Regions from separate parts of the Homo sapiens genome. Here region 2 is linked to region 1. Evidence: read pairs that join two places in POLR2A ChIA-PET (ENCODE). Cell type or tissue: MCF 10A. All regions are shown on one strand. Links, peaks and the distances in the headings refer to the core of each region. The heading gives the core; the rest is flanking DNA. Region 1 has its middle 75 kb from the start of MIR760. Region 2 holds the start of BCAR3-AS1 (BCAR3 antisense RNA 1).

The links. Peaks named below come from ENCODE experiments on the same cell type or tissue, not always from the same donor. Only the 100,000 strongest peaks of a DNase experiment are listed, where the experiment ranks them.
Region 2: POLR2A ChIA-PET joins it to region 1 with 5 read pairs; 2 of 35 experiments call an interaction of 5 or more read pairs at or near these places.

The regions. Positions count from the first base shown.
Region 1 is chr1:93,765,859-93,777,059 of GRCh38, forward strand. It overlaps a transcript of BCAR3 not described here. Among named protein-coding and RNA genes, the nearest start is that of MIR760, 75 kb to the right of the region's middle. RefSeq lists a silencer at 4,842-5,042. In MCF 10A, for the core only: no CTCF peak of the experiment used is centred there; a DNase peak (open chromatin) is centred at 6,123.
Region 2 is chr1:93,591,043-93,602,243 of GRCh38, forward strand. BCAR3 (BCAR3 adaptor protein, NSP family member) reads right to left here. Exons shown (of 12, transcript NM_003567.4): 4 at 1,223-1,351. BCAR3-AS1 (BCAR3 antisense RNA 1) reads left to right here and starts at 926. Exons shown (of 4, transcript NR_034091.1): 1 at 926-1,466; 2 at 3,331-3,407; 3 at 7,875-7,948; 4 at 8,119-8,988. RefSeq lists enhancers at 1,122-1,622, 1,129-1,288. In MCF 10A, for the core only: no CTCF peak of the experiment used is centred there; a DNase peak (open chromatin) is centred at 6,899.

The DNA of each region.
Region 1 (11,201 bases), core at 5,130-7,629:
GTTTCACCATATTGACTGGGCTGGTCTCAAACTCCTGACCTTGTGATCCACCCACCTCGGCCTCCCTAAGTGCTGAGATTACAGGCATAAGCCACCGCTCCTGGCCTGCAAATTTTAAGTATATAATATAGCATTCAAAGCTACAGGCACTATGGTGTATAGTAGATCTCCAGAACTTATTTGTCTTGTGTAACGGAAACTTTGTACCCTTTGACCATCATCTCCCCTTTCCCCTTCTGCCAATCGCTGGCAACCACCATGCTACTCTGCTTCCATGAGTTTGACCAACATCTTTAAATGCAGTACCAGGTCACAGAGATGTGTGGGATAGTCAGTTTACAGAACAACCCTGTGGAGAGAGTTTCCTCAGAGGAAACCACATTGGTGACCCCTCCTAACTCATCCAGAGCCACCTGAGCCAGTGAATTAAAAGCTCTTTGTAGAGAAGTGATGACTTGGGACAAATGCATTAGGTAACACTAAGTGTGCATGTGTTTGGGGTAAAGTGTTGGAGGACTGTGCTGGGCAGTCTTGGAGATGGTGCTGACCATGACTGAGCTACCAGGGTCCTTCCTCCAGACTGAGAAGCAAGAGTGCCCAGGAAGTGGGCAGCCAGAGCTCTCTAAAGGTCCCTCTTCCCAGATGAATTTTCTTTCTGACTGCAGGAATGCTGGGTTCTTGTTGCCTGGTTTGCTGACTGCCGTCCAGAGCCGCTGCTGGCCACAGCACACATCCAGCCTGAGCCTGAGCACGGCTGCCCGTCCACATTCCTGATGCCTTCCTCTTTCTTAGAGTCCGCTTCAAGTTATTCAGAAAACCAGAGTCTCCTCCATCTTCACCGTATCAGCTGTAATCTTGTCAGGATAAACCGATTGTGCTGGATCTTTTAAAGTCTATCTGTTGGAGGTTTCCAGGGAATTTATTTAGTGCTTATCTGATTAACTGGGGCCAATTCACTAAGCTTCCAAGTAATAGAATCTGCTTTAAGCTTCAAGACATCGAAACAAAGAAACTTAGACAAAGATGGCTGAGATAAAAATTCATAGTACAACAAAGGCTATGTTGTAGAGACTGTCAGAAACAGAAAAAGTTTAGGACAGAATTTATATAGCTCTGAGGGTGGGGAGCAGGGCAGGTAATTCAATCCTAGGCAGCAAATGTGTGACAGAGTAAAAAAAAAGCCTCCTTTTCTATTTAAGTAGCCAGCATGTCATTGTTTTTGAAGTAGTTGACTGATTTTTGAATCTGGTACGAGACTATCAAGATCCATCTTTAACACAAGAAACCAAGAACAGTAGTTATCCAGGCAGGGTGGGAACTGAGAACAAGGGAACAAGACTGGGAGAAAGCATTTTTGCTGTCTAAGAGTATTTATACTTTTTGGCTGGGTAGGGTGGCTCATGCCTATAATCCCAGCACTTTCGGAGGCCGAGGCAGGCGAATCACTTGAGCACAGGAGTTCCAGACCAGTCTGGGCAACATGTTGAAATTCCATCTCTACAAAAAAATACAAAAATTAGCCAGGTATGGTGTCATGTGCCTGTAGTCTCAGTTACTTGGGAGACTGAGGTGGGAGGATCACTTGAGCCTGGGAAGTTGAGGCTGCAGTGAGCCGTGATCACACCACTGCACTCCAGCCTGTGTAACAGAGTGAGACTCTGTCTCAAAAAAAAAAAAAAAAAGTTTATACTTTTTGTGTTTCAAACCACATAAATGTATTACACCTTTTGAAAATTAACCCATTTCCTGTTTAGAAAATAAAAGTGCAGCTCACTGCCAGCAATTTTACATAAATATGCTCTTTGAGGCTGAAGGAAATCTGATTTTCGGTATGAAAATAAAATATATAAACTATTTTTGGAGTTATTTCTAAGCAGAACTTGTCTCTAATCCTAATGTAACAGAAATATATATGATGTTCCATTAGGATTAGAAGCAAGAGTATTCTCGGGGCAAACAGAAAATGGGTTAAGTGAAAATAACAGTTTAATTTACTTTGCTATTTTGAAAAATAAATATAACATCCAAGACAACATTTCAATTAGGCAGATCTTCTGAAACTAGATAGGGGTTACAAAAGCACATATTTCTAGTAGTGGAAAACATCATCTATCAAAGAGTTCTGAGGTTTGTGCTCTGCCTTAGTCTAGGCCTTGAAAAAGACAGGAACATAGCAAGGCTGGTGCCTGTCTTCAGGCTTTGCCGAGGTACACTTGGTGAAAATCAATGTGACGTGCTGGGACTACATGGCAAGCAAGTGGCTATGTGCAGGGCTGTCGGATTAGAGTCAATGGCCAGAGCAGCAACGAATGACCCCATTTGCAGAGAGACGTTGTGCTGGAGAAGCCAAGTGCCAAGGAGGAAGGCTGGCAGAAGCTCTGCTCAAAAGACTGAGTGAATGTGTGTGTGTTTGTGTGTGTGTGTGTGTGTGTACAACAGCCCAACAAAAAGCAGGTATATAAATACGAAGCAATCAACAGTAGAATCCATGCCCAAGGTTGAGATAAGTGAAGAAAGAAAATTGTGCCCTGATGGGTTTGAGTTCAAAGTGTGTGGTAGAAACCTGCACCACCCATTTGGGCAAATCAGACAGGCACTAGCCGCTCAGCTGAGCTGGAAAAGTGTCTGTGGGAGGATGCCAGGAAAAACACCATCACCCACCCTTTGAAGGAGGGGGATGTGCTGAATCTTGGTAACTAGGAGAACTTAAAACCGGAGCTGGGAGTGCAATGTGATCACCCAGAGGGAGAATGCACAAACAAAATATGAAGGGGAAAAAAGTTTAATTAAAAAGACAGCAGCGATGAGAGATTTAATTTCAGCCATGCAGCCAGCCCAGGGCCCCTGTGGGGAAGTAGAGATATCGCAGGAAGTGGGGCTGGAGGGGATGCTGGAGGCCTCTCATTTCGTGGAGATAAGGTATCTGGCAGCCTGTAAAACAAACAGGGCGCTGCCTGGGAGAGATGCAGGTACCCCTCAAGCCATAAAATCCCTCTTCTGGTCCCCAGCAAGCACTGATTCTGTGGTAGGTCACCCGAGGGGACTGAACAGTCACAGATGAAAATAATCCCTTTAGTTCAAAGGTCATCTCTGCCACCCTGCTCAAGGACAGCAGGCTTCAAGACCTGAGATCTGAGTGTCGCCCTTTGTCCCCAAGGGCCTTTGAGCGCTGGCTGGAAAAGGTCCTGGAGCGTCTGGGGTTTTACAGGGTAAAGAGAGCAGGGTCTATAATTTCCCAACCCTGGGGGAGGAGACAGAAGGAGCAGCAGACGATATAACTTCCCGAAAAGCACAGCTGGCAAGCACACCCACACCGTTAGGCTGCAACTCCCTGAACTAATTAAAAGGCAGAGCAATGGGAATTTCTGGATTGCTGCATAAGCAGCTCTTGGGGAAAATACGCTCGTGGTATTGCAAACACAGAGCTCCCTCTTCACTTCCAAGAGCCAAGTTGGACACAGGTGATTACAGTTTAGGACTAAATATGTGGGTAGGAATGTGTGTGTGTGTGTGTGTGTGTGTGTGTGTGTGTGTGTGTGTGTGTGTGTGTCAAGGAGCGGGGTGGAGAAGAACTCAGCCAGAGAGAAATGCAATGTGATGGAAATAGTTAAAGAGGCTATGATCTTCTCTCTGATTCCCCTTGAGGACAGAACAATAGGCAAAGGACTCAAATTGCACCACCAGAGAATTTGTGTGGCCACTAGGAGAAAAAAAAAACCCTCCAACTTAGAAGGGAGTGTTTTTGCATTTCAATCTCTGGGAGGTGTTTTCCTCTCTTTCTCTCTAAGTTTGAAGAATTACTGTTCGAGTTTAACCCCACTTGGAGCCAGAAAGATGGGCCAAATCAACACCAAGCATGCTTTTCTGCTTTGTGAATCTATGAAAAGGAAAATTTTTTCCAACTCTTTCCTCATAATAATACTCCATCAATGTGGAGAACTCCTCTGGTGCAGAACTTTCATATCCTGGATTGGGAATCCCAGAGGGAGCTCAGCTGACAGGATGCCCTTAGGAGACCCACTTGTGGGCCACCAGGAGAGTTACTTGATGAGGGTGTTGGGAATGTAGCTGAGCTGCAGGATGTCAGATAAAACCCTGACACCAAGAAAGAGGACAAAAGCAGCGCATCCCCTCTGTCTTCCCTGGGGAGGGCCCAGTGGAGGCTGGACTTTATCCTGGGACAGTGATGGATTGCACTGTCTGGGCTTATGAGACAGAAAGGGGAAAGGCTTTTCAGCAAGATAGTGGGGGACAGAAGGTGGCTCAACTGTCACTTGGCCCAGGCTCCACTGGAGATCAATCCCAAGTCCTTGGTCGAGAAGATTTTAAGTTGAAACAGCAAGAGAATACTTCGAGGCATCTAACGGAAGAGCTGCTGGGGGAGTGCCCTGCCCTGTCCCCACCATAAGGACTACCAGAAAGGAGGTACAGCATCAGTAATGGCAGAGGCAATGACAGCTCACGTAGGCCACCAGGAGACAGTGAAGAGAGTGCCTCTGCTCTGATCCTGGCCTCAGAAAAACTTGAATGATTGCTAAAAATCTATGTGGGCCCCCTGGGACTCTGCAAGTAGAAACTGGGCTATGCCTTCAGTGGGCTTGGGGTTCCAGTGACTCTACTAGGAGGGAGCTCAGAGGCAAACATTTTTTTGTTGCCACTATGTTGTCCCTTTCTGACTATGTCCCTCAGGCAGGCATTGAGGGAGGAGTTTATATATATAGGATGGCACATAACCTGGGAGCATCCCCATGAACATACAGAGGGGGTGGGTAGAAAATACCTATATTAAAATATAAGGAAACTAATGCTTCAATAGGTTATCAACAATTTATCCAAATAGTCGTTGGTGGGAGAACTAGTCATAGGCAAGGAGTTACTAGGGAGGGAGGAAAGACATGGGGCAATAGAGTACCCACCAGTTTTCTAGAGAATTAGCTAGGTCCTACTAACAAATTGTATTTCAGGACCACAGACAGCAGCACAGGAGCACCATTTTGGTGCACACTCCCACCCCATTTATTTCATCTATGCAAGTGGTGTCATCTCTCACCCATTAAACCCAGTCCCGGCTCTCAGTGGAAGCTCTGAGGAACTTCTGAGGTTACACAGAAAATAGTCTGAAGACCACTGTACTATACCTTTCACAAGGGAATGATAAATCAATTATCTTTATTTCCAATCCAGTCCTTATCCAGTACTAATAATACTAGCTAATGTTTATTAAGCATTTACTATACCCATGTACTGTGTTCTCATTTTATCCTTATAACAACCCTACAAGGTTAATTCCATTATTATATCCATTTTATTGATGGAGAAATGGAAAGATGAGGAAACTGAGAGATGCTGAAATAGGAGAAACAGCAAAATTAAGTGACTTTTTCTGAGGTTACACAGGCAATCTAATTCCAGAGCCCATACCCACAGCCACCCTGTCAGAGTTGTGTTCTTGAATTTTATACATGGAATTCAGGCATGAATTGTAAATGGTAAGAGACACGACATAGGGCAACTTGGCACATGAAGTCATCAAGGACCTGGAAAAGCATCTGCTTTAGTGCCTAGGAACTGAGAGTTCTGTTTCCTATTAAGACTCTGCCTCTTATTATTACCTGCAAAAACTACAACAAGTTATATAACGTCTCTATGTCTCTTTTTCCTTTCCCAGTGGAACAATGAAGTGAACCAGGCATCAAGGGCAGATTTGGAATAGGTAAATACCTAGAAGCTGCTAAGGAAAATAAGTCATAAGTTAGAATGTCTGTTTAGTTTTCTAAATTGTGTGATGTTTTAGAGCTGTCAGGGACCTGCAGATCTTAGAATCCATACTCTGCAGGATCTTTAATATTTTATCTATATGAACACCTCACGCAACACAAGAATCCTTCCAACCACATTCCTGAGAAGGTGCTGAGGCCTTTTAGGGCCAGATTGCTCCTTGGGTCACCAGGAAGCTATCCCTTCTCCACAATACACCCTTCCTCTACCAAATGTACCCAAATATAGCACATCATAGCATTTTCCAAAGCTGCTTCTAAGATTGCACCATGTCCATCTCCCTCCCACCAGAGATACTATTTGTGCCCTCTGCTGTGGCCAGAGCAAATCATATCCCACTTCCTCCTGGCAGCCCTTGGCAAGAAGGTGAGTTATTACACCTCTCATAATGTCAACGGAAGGCTAGGCATTTCAAAGGGAACAAGTGAAATATGATTTGTTCTAGCCTCATCAGAGGTGAGGGTCATGGATCAGTGGAGTACAAGAGATAGTCTGGAGACGTCAGCAGGGGCCAAATCACAAGGGACATTGTATGAGATTCTATGCTGAGGGCAATGGAAAGCCACTGAAGGCTTTTAAGCAGGAGAGTGACACAATCAAATTTGGATTTTAAGAAAAATCACTCTGACTACAAGTTGGAGAGAGGATTGGAGGCAAATGTGAGACTGGGGGCAGGATATGCCATGGCCAGACCAGGGCACAGTAAAGCAGGCCTCTAACCTCCTAGCTTCTATCAATGCTGCCAGTGATGGTGAGCTATACCAGCAGCCATAGCTCACTCTTGTTTCACATTCAGCTCTGGGCAACAGAGCCTTTTCTATAGGAATAGCAGGGTTAGCTCTTTCCCAGCATCTATCTCTGCAACTAACTGTTTTAAATCTAATCTTGTTAGTTTCAGCTCTTCCTTTTGGGGTATTGAAATCTTTGTGCATCTTGATCCAACTTTTTCTTTTTTTCTTTCTGTTTTCTTTATTTATTGTTTTTTTGAGATGGAATCTCACTCTGTCCCCAAGGCTGGAGTGCAGTGGCGTGATCTTGGCTCATTGCAACCTGCACCTGCCGGGTTTAAGCAATTCTCCTGTCCTCAGCCTCCTGAGTAGCTGGAACTACAGGAATGCGCCACCACGCCCAGCTAATTTTTGTATTTTTAACAGAGATGGGGTTTCACCATGTTGACAAGGATGGTCTCTATCTCTTGACCTCTTGATCCGCCCACCTCAGCCTCCCAAAGTGCTGGGACTACAGGTGTGAGCCACCACACCCGGCCATCAACCTCTTCTTTTTTACTTAAGGGGAAGTACTGAAAGATTTGCTGAAGGGCCATGGATAGTCATTGGTGGTAGGGACAATACTGAACCCAGATTTTCTGACTCCTAAACCAGGCACCCTGGTATTCTGTCTCTCTAGGAAATTGATCTGTTTACAGGAACTAGAATCAAGATTGACTAGAAGATTGATAGGTTAGTTGGAAAAACAGGTTTTAGCTTGCAGACCCCAAAGGCAGGGAGAGAGGACCCTACGTCCCTTTCTCATGTTTCCTCCTGTTGACTAAAAGATGCCTGCGTTTGAATCTACAATCCACAGGGATGGCATTACAAGTCTTCAGGCAGCTGAAAGTCACAGTTGTTCAAACCAATCATTGTGGCACTTGACAATGTCAAAAGACTTGAGAGAATTTCATAGGTGAAAAAAAAATCTTACAAGCTAATGAATGCTTAACAAAAGCTTCTCTATGGAGCTGAACTAGTTCAGAACATAAATGCTGTTTAGGGAGACTGGACAGGAAATGGGACACCCCTGTGCAGGTGGGAAGGGGAGGGGGGCAGACAGAAAGCTTCCCTGGATGATTTCCTAAGAATCAGTGCCTGTCTCCTGGGTCCTAATCCACTTGATCTCTGGTCAGGATTTATTTCCATAGCCCCATGAAACCTGGTGATTGGACCCTGCTCATGAAAGTCTTAGACCAGGTTCCAGTTGCACAATCAGCTAGTGCCCAGTGCCTATAAAGTATAGGACTGGATTTCCACATGGTGCTGGGAATCAGCAGTGAACTGTGTCCAAAGCTCTGTCCCAGCCTGACCAGGACCTCTTAGGTTAGTCCATTCCCCCACCCCAGCCACCACACCTCCATTAGCTCTTTTTTTCTTATGTTTTCTTTATATTAATGCTCCTTTTTTTAAAAATAAAAAACAGAACAGCCTTCTCCTTCTAGCCAGCTCATCCTGCATCTCTTGTGTTGGCCTCAGGACTTTTACTCAACTCCTTCTCTATTCCCTACTTGAATCCCCTCCTCAAGTCCCACTAAAATGGTGATTTCTGAGTAGCCTTATTTGTAAGCCAAATGCTGTTATTGAAACAACAAAGTTGTCAGATGATCAAGAACTTTGTTGGTCCCTTTAAAGTAAGCATATGCTTGTCTTCGAATAACTATCAATTGGCCACATTTCACAAAGGAAGTTAAGAGCAATCAGGAGTAACTCCAAAATATACTCTTCAGGGAGAAACTACGTAAGCCAGCATTGACTTTTCAAACAGGCACATGAGCATTATTTTAAAAAGGACAAGCAGCAGGGCACAGTGGCTCATGCCTGTAATCCCAGCACTTTTGGGAGGCCGAGGTGGGTGGATGATGAGGTCAGGAGATCGAGACCATCCTGGTCAACATGGTGAAACCTTGCCTCTGCTAAAAATACAAAAATTAGCCGGGCGTGGTGGCGTGCACCTGTAGTCCCAGCCACTCAGGAGTCTGAGGCAGGAGAATCGCTTGAACCCAGGAGGCAGAGGTTGCAGTGAGCCGAGATCGGACCACTGCACTCCAGCCTGATCAACAGAGCGAGATTCTGTTTCAAAAAAAAAAAAAAAAGACAAGCAAACCAAACTATGTACATTTTGACCCTAGCCTTGATACTTATTGTTGAAGCTGTAAAGGAGGCCCCACATAGCCTGTACTGAGACAGTTGACCATCACCCAAGCCCTGTCCCTATGGTCTAACAAACCTCTCCTTGGCAAAGCAACGACCTGAAGTTATCTATCCCATTCAGGAGATCGTATGGCAAGAGCTTCACTAAGCAGTCAATGAGGGAATACTTTTTCAAAGAGCATTTTCTATAGCTTTCTATCTGGTTTCTCACACATCTTCAATGACATCTGAAAAGCTTTGCTGAAGTGAAATGTATTTGTCTGTGGCCAGGTTACTCAAATTGCCTCTCTTCCTTGCCAGGGAATTCCAAAATCTGGCAAGAGATGTCTTGTATAAAGTCCCACACAGCAGGAAAGAAAAGCCATGCTGACACAGAGGACTTCCAGAGGATTAAACACAAACCACATTTTTAAACAAAATAGAGTAAGCTAAAAAGTAAGCTAAAATAAAATCTTACTCTGGTTACCCACTTTCAGAGAAGCCACTAAGCCATCAGAGGCACTGGTGCTACACATTAGCATTTTAGTTTCTTAACTTGGACACACCACCAGCTAAGCAATTGCTGCGTCCAGGTAAATTTAATTGAGTTTAACATCCCTCAGTCCTAGAATCTTTCAACGCTAGTGCCTGTGAACTTACCTAACGACCAGAGGCAGGTGAATCTCATGGTGCTGATGCTTTTATCTCTCCTGGGCTGGGGCATCATATAAGAGGGGATTCAAGGGTGTATCAAGCACTCTCAGCCTGGGGGCAGCTGTGTACTTTTGGCTGTGAGTGCTCTCAGAGAGGCACAGAGGTGCTCTCCATAGAGAGGCACCAGGAGCCAGGCATGCTCCTGACCGCTCCAGCCTCTACCTGCCCAGCACGCGCGCGGCTGGTGAGTCACAGTGTGATGCGGACAGGTCCAGGAGGTTTGTTGTGTGCTTGCTTCATATCATAGGGCACTTCCTGTCCTGAGCTGAAAGGAAGGGCTTTTTTAAGAGATGCATATTTTTTAAAAAATTCATTTTCTATATGTGTTCAAGAAGGTGCATGGCAGCATTATCTCTAAGAGGAAATCACTGGAAAAAAAGTGCCTGCCATTCAGGGACCAATTTGAAATAAATACGATTTTCCACATAATGGAATAAAAAAGAGGAGGATGTGTATTTGCTGCTATGAAAATGTCTCTAAGATATATTGCTGGGTGGAAAAAAAGCGAAGTTGCAAACATACTTAGGCTTACAGAAAGGTCCAAATCATGCTTATTTTTGTATATGCTTAGAAAAATGTCTGGAGCAATTCACAAGAAACTTGAAGCAGTGAAGACTCCAGGAAGTAGAACTGGGGAGGAGTGATCTTAATTTTTCTGCACTTTTTGAATTTTCTTTTTGACTCTGTATGTACCTAGGACTTTTATAATAAAAGGGGTTTTGAAAAATTCCTTTCTTGCCTAATGAAAAGTATTCTCGTCAGCTAGCCAGTAGCTTCCAGCAAACAAAAGGTTTCCATCAGCAATCAAGCTGCAGTGAATAAGTTTGAAAAGAGAAACTCAATTTCCTAGGAAAGTATCTAGAATAGAAGATCTCAATGAGGCTGAGGGAGGGAGGTATCCTCAGCAGTATCTGGTAGGTTCTGATACTTCCCAAGCTGAGAAGCATTAACTAAACATACTGCATGTTAATTCTTTCTAATTTTATAGGATAGAAAATGTCCGCATATGAAGCAGAGATAATAATATAATGAACCCCCATGTCCCCACCACCAAGTTTCATTAATTAACTTGGCTAACTTTGTTTCATAGCCAACCCACGCCCTACTGTCTTCCCACCCCCAAACATGCCATTTTATCTGCGGAAATGTACTACTGTAAGTTAAAGACTCTCCCCTTTGTAAACATTACCACAATATAATTAAGTTTTTTAAACTGTCGATAAGCCATTATTTTATTAAATATCTAGTAAGTATTCAAATTTTCAAACAAAATCTATATATTGTATTTGGTTGTTACGTCTATTATGTCCATTTTATTATAATTTACAGAGCTCTCTCCTGGAATTTCCTTGCAATTTATTTGTTGAAGAAACCAAGTTATTAGTCCTGTAGAGTTTCCCACATTCTGGATCTTGCTGATTCTACTGCCTGTGGTATTTTTTAACATGCCTTTTTGTACTCTCTACTTCCTGTAAATTGGTAGGTAGATCTAGACTTACTCTGATTTATGTCTAATTCTTTGCCAATAGGTGGTATGCTCTGCCAGAAAATAAAGTCTTATGTCTTCCTATTTGTGATCTAGGCTGCCCTTGATGATTATTACGGGTTGAACTATGTTCCCCAAAAGGATATGTTGAACATTTACCCACCAACGCTGTGCCTGTGATCGTGACCTCATTTGGAAACAGGGTTCTTACAGATGGAATCAGGTTAAAATGAGGTCATACTGGATTAGGGTGGGCCTTGATTCAGTCCTTATAAGAGGACAATTTGAACACAGATAGACACAGGGAGAAGACAGCCATGTGA
Region 2 (11,201 bases), core at 5,607-8,106, 170 kb before region 1:
ATTATGGATAAGAGTTTAATTTCCTTCTTTTTGCTATCTATGTTTTCTACAATCAATTTTAAACTTAAAAAAACAAAGTCAGAATAATAATTATTTATTTGATTGTGCCAAGAAATCTACTACATTAAAAAAAAAAAAAAAAAAAAAAAAGCCTGGGCACAGTGACTCATGCCTGTAATCCCAGCACTTTGGGAGGCTGAGGTGGGTGGATCACTTGAGGGCAGGAGTTCGAGACCAGCCTGGCCAACATGGTGAAACCCCGTCTCTACTAAAAATATAAAAGTTAGCAGGGCATGGTGGTGGACACCTGTAATCCCAGCTACCAGAGAGGCTGAGGCAGGAGAATCGCTTGAACCCAGGAGGTAGAGGTTGCAGTGAGCTGAGATTGTGCTATTGCACTCCAGCCTGGGTGATAGAGTAAGACTCTGTCTCAAAAAAAAGAAAAAAAACTTACGACATGATGCCCTTCCCCCCAGCCCCTGTCCACACACTTCCTGTCATGTTGTCCTTGGTTAATGATTGGCCAGATCAGGTTTACAATAAAAACCCAAGGGAAATTCTATGCCTCAATTCTGCAGACTTACTCTATTTTTCAATTTTTACAGTATTAAATGAAAAAACATTATTTATGGCAATCACCCAAATGACGATCACAAAGTATATTCTGGGCCATGAGTCTGTGGTCATGGGTTTAATTCCCCTTTTTTCCCACCTCTGGGTCACAGGATCCAGTAGGGAAGTGATGGAGAGTGTGAATAACTGCCAGCTCAATGGGGCAGAGGCAGCCTTGTTGATCTGGGCCACCTGCCCTCTCTCCTCCCGAAGCTAAGCCACTGCCTTGAGAAGGAGGGGCTGCAAATGGTCTGAGGCTGCTGGCAGCTGGCCAAGAGTTCAATTACCTGGGCCACAGCCCGCCCTCCTAGTTCTTCCGGTTACTGACTCTGTGGCTGCTGCCTCCCACAACGCTGTGCTTGCAGACCCCAGGAGCGCTGGCTGTCCCTTCACTTCCTGAACATGTGGATGTGTGCTTTGGGTTCTTGACCTCAGCTCTTCCCAAGGTCTTCTTAGAGAAGGGTCTAAATGAAGTCATTTTTAGAGTATTTGTTTTTGGTTACACAGGTGCTTCCGCCCATGTGGCCTCGGAGTGGGACCCTGCGGGTCATCAATCTGTACATTGCCTGAGAGCAGCCGTGTATGCTCTGGAAGGGACAAGACCAGGTACCTGTCGGGGGATGCGGCCGTGGTACCAGGCATGGCTGCGCAGGTCCTCGCTGCTCAGGAGCAGCTCCTCCTCCAGCTCCTTCTTCAGTTTCTCGGGGGTCCTGTCCATGATGTGCCTCTCCTTGGAGAACTGCAACACAGAGTCAACCATGAGCTCACCCTGCCCAGGCCACACCAGGCCATGCCAGCTGGAGGTGACCGCCTGCTTCACTAATCCAACCAGTTATGCTACAGCCTGCATTCAGGTAGGGGAGCCTGGATAATGATTACAAAGAGCTGTGACCTTTCGTTTCTCCGGCCGCAACCATGTAATAAAATTTTCACCTGCACATGGGGACTATGGTAGGAGAGTCCACCAAGAGGTTCCTTTTACCAGTCTACTCAAGCAGCTGGGCAGGAAGGGCCAGAGAGATGTACAGACAGCAAGACACAGCAGCCCAGCCTGCTCTCTTCCCAGCGGAGAGCTTCCTCATTCTCCTTCAGGACTGTCCTGACATAGCGTGGGGAGGGCAGCTGTTCCCTTCTGGCCTTAGATCCTGGGCCTCTGGGCAGTGAGGCCCAAAGCACAGTCCTTGGGCTGGTAGCGATGGCCCTAACTTCTTTGCTGTTGGTAAACTCATGTTCAGGAATTGAGTCAGTCTTTAGAAACTTTTAGGGCAAATGGACAGAGCAATTTTATGTCTCTTGAATCTAATAACAGAAGTCTGTCTTTATTTCACATTTCTAATATTTCATTTTTATGACAGATAGGAAAGTGAAACAAATTTAAAAAGACAACCCTGGTCCTTCACCTCAGATGTTTGAGAATCAGTGGTCTGCGGCGTTGCACAGTGGCCATGGCAGTGAGTGCTGGGTGGACAGCGGTGGCTCCAGGTTTAATTTAGAACCATGCCTGCTTACAACATGTGAACTGAACCTGGAAACCTGCCCAGTTCCCAGCAAGACCAGGCATGCTGACCAGGAACCGCTTGCTGAAAGTCCCATGAACAGAAAAAGGCTGTGTCCCTGTGGTTCTCCCAAGTTTCCCAGCTTGTCCTTCAAACCCCCATGGGAGCCACAAAATTATTACTTATCACACTACTTTTTAAAAATGTTTATTTATTTTATTTTTTTTGAGACAGGGTCTCACTGTGCTAGAGCACAGTGGTGCAATCTCAGCTCACTGTAGCCTTGGCCTCCTGGGCTCAAGCAACCTCCTGGGCTCAAGCGATCCTCCCATCTCAGCCTCCCTGGTAGCTAGGACTACAACAGGCACGTGCCACCATGCCTGGCTAATTTTTGTAATTTTTTTTTTAGAGATAGGGTTTTGCCATGTTGCCCAGGCTGGTCTCAAACTCCTGGGCTCAAGCGATCCACCCACCTTGGCCTCTCAAAGTGCTGGGATTACAGGCGTGAGCCACCATGCCCGGCCTATTACACTACTTTGCACGTCAGCAAAGAAATAGCTCCAAATCCTTTTCCACCAAACAACAACAACAACAACAACAACAACAAAGCCCTGGAATTTTAGGGCTAGATTCTCATCCTCTAGTGCTTCTTTGCACATTGGCCCATAAGGAGCGCTAGCTGAAGAGTAACTCAGGGGCTGATTTTTAGATGGGGCTCTGGCTTACTATTTGTTTACTTCTCCCTCCTTCTCACTGGGCAGACACTCACTTGGGAGTGTCTGAAGGATGGAATTTGCATCAAAGAGATGCGGACGCTGGCTGTCCAGGGTGCCTGCAGGCTTTAGACGGTGATGTTTGACACCGTCCGCTCCCATCATTAATATTGTACGGCTTCATCTGAAGACAGCTTGAGTGTGGAATGCAGTTTGTCAACTCGGCCACGCTTTATTGTTCGTTTATTGTCTGACTTGCCTCCCACTAGACTGTAAGTTTCATGAAAACAGAAATCCATCTACTTTTTCCCCACTGCCCTTGAGCAATGCCTGAAAACATCAGGCACTGGGTATTCAGTAAACAAATACCCTAGGATGAGAAAAGATGCTGACTTTGCTTAGTTATGGAGATTCTCCCTTTCGCCCTCAAGTCATCTGAAGCCCTGTTTTCGCTGGGCATGCTGCCATTCAGCCAAAAGACCACATTCCTCAATCTCTGTCTCTTCCAGGGAGATGTGGCCACAGGACTCAGTTCTGACCAAGGAGCTGAGATGTGATGGCTGGAGACTCAACACCATTCTGGACGGTGAGTGGGGAGCCACACCAAGGAATTGGCTGGGTGGAAGGTCTGATTGAGGCTGGGTCCCTGATGACTGTGGGGCCAACACACCAGCCCTGGACCGCCAGCCTCCAGGTCTTCTAGGTGATCTACCTTATGGAAGCCTGTGATTTGTGGGTGTTCCCGTCACTGGCAGCTGAACTAAATCCTAACCCATATTGTGACCTGACCCCCATTGAGTCACCCTGACAGGCAGTCTGCAGGCTTAGCCTAAATCCCTTGTGCTGCACCCTGGGCCCACTTCTTGGTCTGACCTCTGAAAATGTGGAGATCTGAAAATATACAGCAGGTCTTGCACAGTTCTTTGTTGAAAATTTATTTGCTTATATCCAAGAAGCTATTTCCACAGTTATCTTTGCATTTTCCTTCCTCCCTGATGTCCTAACACTCAGCCACCTCTCCCTCTCCCCGGCTCCTTTCTCAGCCCTGCTCATAACAGCAAGGGTTATTATTCTTTTTAGCACTTTATATGCATCAATCTTTTATTCCAGGTTTTGAGATAATGCTTTTAAACTGGTTACAAAAAATATAAAATCAGCTATCTTGTTACTTCTGTCCTAATTCCTAAGAGAAGAACAGGAAAATCCTAAATTATTGCTCTTTCTCCCTGTAGACTCCAGAGAGTGAATCCTACAGGGTACTATAGGAGGTAGGGTATTACAGGAAAGTACCTAGAGAGAGAGAAATGAAGATATTAAGATTGACGCTCTCAAATAATTTGGGATGAAAGACCAGACTTCAAAAACTATGCCTTTAAGCTCTTGCATATTTTATGAAAAGTTTGAAGGTTACACAACTGCCTAGACTTGTATTTTAAAAGGGAAGGAGGGAAAGAGAGAGGGAGGAAAATGAGAGGAAAGGAGGGAGAGAGGGAGACCCAGAGTGAACAAGCAATTGCAAAAGGTTTTCCATTTCCAGCCAGTGAGGGCTGGCTCGAATACACTGCAGAGAGCCAGGTTTGCTGCTGGGAGCCTCTGCCTTAGCAGATGATGTGGACAATGTCTCCCAGACAACTGAAGAAAGCAATTCAAAAGGATCACCCCATATGGCCACCTCATGATGACACAGTGGTTATTTTGGGAGTGGAAACCTTCTAGAACTTTCACTACTGCCTTCGTCACATAAATTAATGCAATTATTTTTCCCAGCTGCCTGTATTTTATGAGATCTTGATCTCCCCAACTGTGATTTTGCCACTTTAGATAAGTACTTTGATGGACTGTAAACCCCACAGGTTAGTGAGAGGTGACCATATAACAAATTGTGGCAAAATGTATCCATCTGTATTTCTGAGAACATTGTGATTGATATCTGTGCTTCTTGGGGACCAGAAATGAGATTCCTGCTTCATAGCACTGGTCATGCATGTCTGCAACATTTGGCGGAATTCTGTAGGCTTCCCACATACAACCTGAATTACTGGTGACAGTGTATCCTTTCGCTTTTCTGCTGCCACGTGGGAAGAATTTGGATTTTTTCCCTGGAATGCAAGCATTCTATTCATGGCATAGGCTAGTTTTTGCAACTTGGCTATGAAGCAAATTCTAGCAATTTAAGGTAACACAACAGAGCCTCTGCCTTCAGCAAAGGTTTCATCCCCTCTGTGTGGCTATCTGTGTCCTCTAATTGATCTAAGTTCTAATTTATTCTACGAATGCCCTAAGAATCCTCCTGCCCTTCCTTAGACTACCTTTCTAAGGCAAGGGCAGAAGAGATTAGTACTGTATTCGCTCACATAATATTCGCATGCATTGTTATTATTTGCATAGCCCAGAATGATGCATGAGAAGACAGAGAATAAGGTGTCAGGTCCTAGGCATTCTAACTGCTTCCAATCTTGGGAAAATAAAGAAGACACAAGGACATTGTTCAAATCCACCCCAGTTCCCATAGCCTTTTCTCCTAGCTCATTTCCAACTCTCTCACATTTGTAGACATCTTCTGAACTCAATGTGCTTTAAAGACAGGCTGGACTCAAATCATCCTCAATCCCTCTGTCAGCAAGGGACAGCAGGCATTGTGGCACCCAGAATGAGTAACACGGCTGTGCTCTCTTAGAAAGTTGACATTGAGTGTGAATGGAGGACTCTGGCCCTCTGGACTATATGTTTTCTTCAACTGCCAGGCAGAGAGAGCAAGACAACTTGTGAATAATCATTCGCTCACATAAATGCAATAAACGTTAATAATGATCACATTATCTAGTAATACAACTTTCTCTCCAAGATCAAATTCTCTAACATTTGCCCTTGAGTTTGAACCTCATTCCTAGAAGGCATCTGATTCCTTGTTTTTCTAGTGTTTTGTCTTGAGGGGAAGGAGGTGGCAGCAGAGGAGGAGTCAGAGAGACAAAGTTGGTTTTCGCTGCCTCAGCAGAGGCTCCAGCCATCCTGAGCTCACCCCACACAGCAGCTGTGGGCTCAGCCTCCAGAGGAAGGGATGCTGCTGGGCTTTGGATCAAGAACATTGTGCCCACAGGTCTTGCCAGCTTCATTCTAGGGACCAAATCTACCTACAACCATGATGAGACCACAATGAGACAAACATGCAGGCAGGGCTCATATCTTGTGCTTCAGGAAATTTGAGTAGTCCTTTTAGAGGCACAGGGAGAGTAAGAAAAGGTACTATGTACATAAATAATAAGTATAACTTCAGCAGGAAAGAAAGAAAAGAAGGGAAGGAGAGTTAGTAACTACTGTACATGGTTACCCACTCACATGGCCCCACTTCGAAATGTTCATGTTTGTCCCAGTCATTAGCATTGGGGTCTGAGATGAGATGTAGGTAAAGTGACAAACAGGGCAAATGTAGGGGGTGGATGAGGCCCCCTCTTGTCCAACCAAATTGCAGGATAGTTAGAAAATTAATAAGTTACTATAATTGATGCTTTTCATGAAAATCTGAGTCTAGCTACATCTTTCCTATCCCCAGCATTTTAATAGCCCTGATATCAAAAAGTGTTACAGCAAGGTGTTTAAGAGCCACCTCAATCCACAGGCCACTGTGCCACGCACCTGCTGTGTGGCCTCGGGCAGGTGACATTAACTCTGTAGAGCCTCAGGCTCCTCATCTACAAAATGGGCATGATAATATGTCATGAGGTGTTAATAAGGATTAAATGGGTCAACATCTGGAAAGCACTAAGAACATCCCTGGCATGTAGTCAGCACTGTTAATTGTCATAATAGACTCATATCAGGATGCTACTAATCTGTTTCTATAAAATAAGCAGACTTCATGTTCAAGGTCTGATGCAGGAGGCTGAGGGAGGCAGGTGTTTGGGAGGCAAGCAGTTAAGGAAAGCAGCCTGGAGCCTGCCAAGTGCCTGGAGGCTGCCTGCCACAAGTTTCTTCAATCCTCACTCACTGCCCGCCTGGCCCAGCACCTCTGCTCGGTTACACGGAGGGGACTGGTCCTAGCTTGCTGGGACTGGCTCCAAGAAATCATAAATATCACTCTGAATCTGGAAAGCACATCTCTGCAGCCCCACGTGGCCCCAGCAAGTCCAGTCTTGACAGGCTGGAATAGCCAGGGCCCAGGAGATGATTGGAAAACACATTCTGGAGGCACAGAGCCAGGTCTGCAGACGTGCTGGGAACCTCGATTAATGCAGAAACCCACATTTCAGCAGCTCTCCAAGGAAGAAAAGCCATTCTGGCATGGGAGGAATGGAGCTAGGGGTCTCCTGCGTGAGCATCAGAGCCTGCATTTCAAATCAGGCACAACAATGGACCCTGGAGGCACAGGAGATTCGAGTTCTGAAGACGGGACGGGGAGGGGTGCACTTGGGCGATCTGTCAGAAACCCCCAGAGGAGGCTGGGGACACTCATTCGCATGTAGGAGACAGCAGAATTTGAAAAAGGTGGCATCTGCATTATAATTAATAATTATTTTACTCTATCCCTGCCTGTAAGAAAGGCTTCCTAGTTCCCACAGGATTTTAAATTGTGCAAATCGGCAGGAAAGACTCTATCCCCAGGCCTAGGAACTGAGGGTGGAAAGAGGCTGCAGAGGCCATGGCCATCCATTGTCATGACCAAACAGTTGCCAGCATCTGGCTGCCAGTGGGGGATGGATGCACTGGTCCCTGCCCTCAAGGAAGGCACAGTCTCCTTGGAAGATGACACACAAAGAACAGTTTAACACATTCCAAGCTCTAGAAACATACTGCTTGTCCTGCCATCTGCTCCCTGTCCCTCCCAGCTTGGCAGCCGGGGCAAGTTACCCCACCTCTTTGTCCTTTGGTTTTCCCTGTGGAAAAATGAGAAAAGTCACTGTGGCCAGGAGTGTCCTGGAAACAGCTTCATGGAGATGGGAGGAGGACAGATGTCTGGAGAATCAGGGTTGGACCGTGAGGATAAAACTTAAGGACAGGGATAGGAAGAGTATTTGGGACATTTGAGCTAAGGGACATTTCCTTTTGTCTTTTGAAGCCAAAAAGAGCTGGCCTTGGCTGGAAGGTTCTGGCTAGGAGGAGAGGGCTAAAGCATGCGAAGGCACAACAATGGTATGTTATGTATTTTATATACATCCAGCAACCCCGCCACTCCCCAGGAAAGCCACATCTTCACCCCAAGCATGCGTTCTGACCCCACCTTCCTGACCGTGGCCAGCTGGCCCAGGAAGGGTGCCTGTACCAAGTTGGTCCAATCAGAGTTCTTCCTGGGATTTTTCTAGATGGAACTGAGCGAAGAAGATACTCTATCCCACTTCAGTGAAAACATCATGAGGCTTGAAGCATGGAAGTTGCCTCACCCCCGTGTTTCCTGCCAGGTGGAACAAAGTGCTGAGAGAATCAAACCAGCAAGCAAAGAGAAGAGGAGCAAGAGATGGAAAGTGACCTCTAGCATGCACATCCCTAAGCCCCAGCTGATTATATCAGCCGGCAAACTCCTCTTGTGACCTAGGCTAGTATGAGTGGAATCCCTGTCACTTGTGACCAAAGCAGTCCTGACCCAGAAACGCAGGGACTGGCTGAGGGCAGCCCAACATTGGTGGCTGAGGGTTTAGACCATCACACTCCAGAAAGTCAGAGTCACGGAAAATCTTTGCCCAGGAAGGCAACAGGTATATAAAAAGATACTTTTAGAGAGATCTGGCTGCAGTGAGAGCAATGGGCTGGATGGGGCCAGGGCTGGAGGCACAGGTCAGAGTCTTTTGAAATGTGCTGACAACGCCCAGATCTCCATCTCCAGCCCTTAGGGTCGGTGCCTGGTAGGGATATTTACTGGAATCCGCATTAAAGCTCAGATGTCAATATGGATAAATTGAACTCATCCCCTCTGCAAAGCCTGATCTTCGCCCTTTTCCCCAGTCACTGGCATCTCTTCTGTCCTCATTACCTGAACTAGAACCCTCAGAATCGGCTTCCATTGGTTAAGACATTCCTGATTCTTTTACCTATCCCCATTCGAATCCCCACTGTTTAGATTACTGTTCTTTTCTCCTAGAACTTCTGCAATAGCCTCCTAACAGTTTCCCTACCTCCCATTTCTAGTCCCACAACCTGCCACCTACAATACCACCAACCTTGTCATATTGCCCCTAGGTTCAGAGATTTTAGTCCAAGGGTGCTCCAGCTAAGGCCGACATGACAGCCACAGTCTCTTTCAACTCCTCTCCCACCACACACACATATACACAGAATCAACGAGCTTCTAATATTTAGTTTTCATTCATGCCAGGGTTCGGGCCTGGTCCCTGGGGGCGCAGACCCCAGTCCTGCCCTGTTCCTCCAGAATCCTGAGCTTTAAGCACCATTTCCTGTTGCCCCAGGGAGCTGACCCATGGCCCCTGACATATACTGAACTTGCAGACACACTGGGATTTGGCTCTGAATTTGCTAGGAGGCCCAGATCATGAGAGGGCTGTGGATGCAAACAGGAAGCGTCCCTGTGGGCCCCCAGAAATAACTGTCAGAGGCATGACTGGCAGGGGAGATGGGCAAGGGTCCTGCCATTATGAAGTGGGTTCCAAGAGTCAGCAGAGTTGAGGCATTAAAGTTTTCAGGACATTATTTGGGGCTGTTGGCTGCCAAGGCCTGAGGAAATATTGGTTATGCTTCCAAGGGCTCACAGTGACCTCCAGATAAAGCCCAAAGCCTCCTTCATAAGTCAAGTAATGCCTTTTTCCACCTGGCCACAAGCTAACTTGCTAACATGTTCTGACGCAGGGTCCAATTGCAGGAACCTTCCATGGCTCCCTGAACAAAACATCCCTCATGTCCTGCCTCCATGCCTTTGTCTTGTGGTCCAGCAGACAGTGACACATCTGTAGAGGTACACGGCCTGGCAGGAGTCCAGGATGGGAACTGGGGAACAGCCAGGGGAAAGTCAGACAAGGTAGGTGGGGACCTTGAAGGCCAAGCAGAGACCATGCCTTATTTACCTTTGGCTCCCAGAGCCTGGCCCAGTGCCTGGCACACAGCGAGTGCCCAGTAGACAGTGACTGGCTGGAACCATGCTCACTTGCTTGCCCTCTGTCTAGCAGGTTCCTTGTCACATTGGGTGTGGAGGAGAGGAGAGAGCTTGGAGGCTGGTCAAGAACAAGTGACCTTGGGCCATCTCTACACTTCTGAGCTTGTTTCTCTATGCATAAGGAGTGGGGATAATAACTCCCACCTTACAGGACTATAGGACCTGATGCAGGTAAAGCATCTGGCACTATACCTGGCACATGGATGCTCGCTTGACACAATGTGGAATTTGAACCCTCTTTCAAAGACGGCTTTTAGCAACAAAATGGAACTACTTCACTAAAGAAGTAAAGAAAAAAAATTACAAAATCCATCAGAGGTTTTAGAGATATCTGGCCCTCGATAATTTAGTTCTAATGGAATAAAAAAGCTAGAAGTTGGAAAACTGATCTCTACTTAGGCACAGGTTTGTTTATTCGTTTATTTCAGTGCAAAGTCAACAGTTCCTGGGATTTTGAGTAGCACTCAATGGTTCTATAGATGCAGGGTGAGTAAGCAGGCATACTGTCGCTTGGTGGCAAGCACTTTGTATGCATATATCTCACTATTAACAAGTATATGTATTAGCGCCAGGTGGCTCACATATCCACAAATACACAGGTGACACAGCCCAGCATGCGAGTGCAAGACAGTTTTGTGTTTGCACAAGACTAAGAGGTCCTTGTATGTAGATTCTGTCTTCTTGGACACTTAGTTGTTGAGAAATTTTTTGTTGAATTTTAAAAACTGAGATGATTTTCTAGTCATTCATTTATTCCATGATCAAGCCTGGCAATTAACTTGGTTGAATAAAGAAAAAGAAGAAGGAGGGAATGTGTGCATAAAAAGAGGAGGTGGGGAGGAGAAGGGAGAGGAGGCTGGAGAAGGAGCAAGCTAGCAAGCTGCTGGGCTATTCTATCCTAGTTGGGAGTGTCAGGCTCCAACACCCGGAATGCTATCAGGGTTCTCAAACAAAAGCCTCCTTTCTTCAGTTTTGGAACAGTTTATTAGCTTGAGGGAGAAGTCCACAACAGTCCAGGCCTCTTATCAAATTGTATCAAACAACTCCACAGGTTGGGATTTTCTAGAAATCCTATCCAGAAATTTTGATTACAAATAAAATTATAAGTCTGACTGGAGTTCTGGATCTTCGATGTTAACATTGGTCTAATTTCTTTTTCATTTTTTTTTTTGAGACAGGGTCTTGCTCTGTCTCCCAGGCTGGAGTGCAGTGGCGCATTCATAGCTCAAGTGATCCTCCCGCCTCAGCCTCCCAGGTAGCCAGGACTACAGGTCTGCACCACCA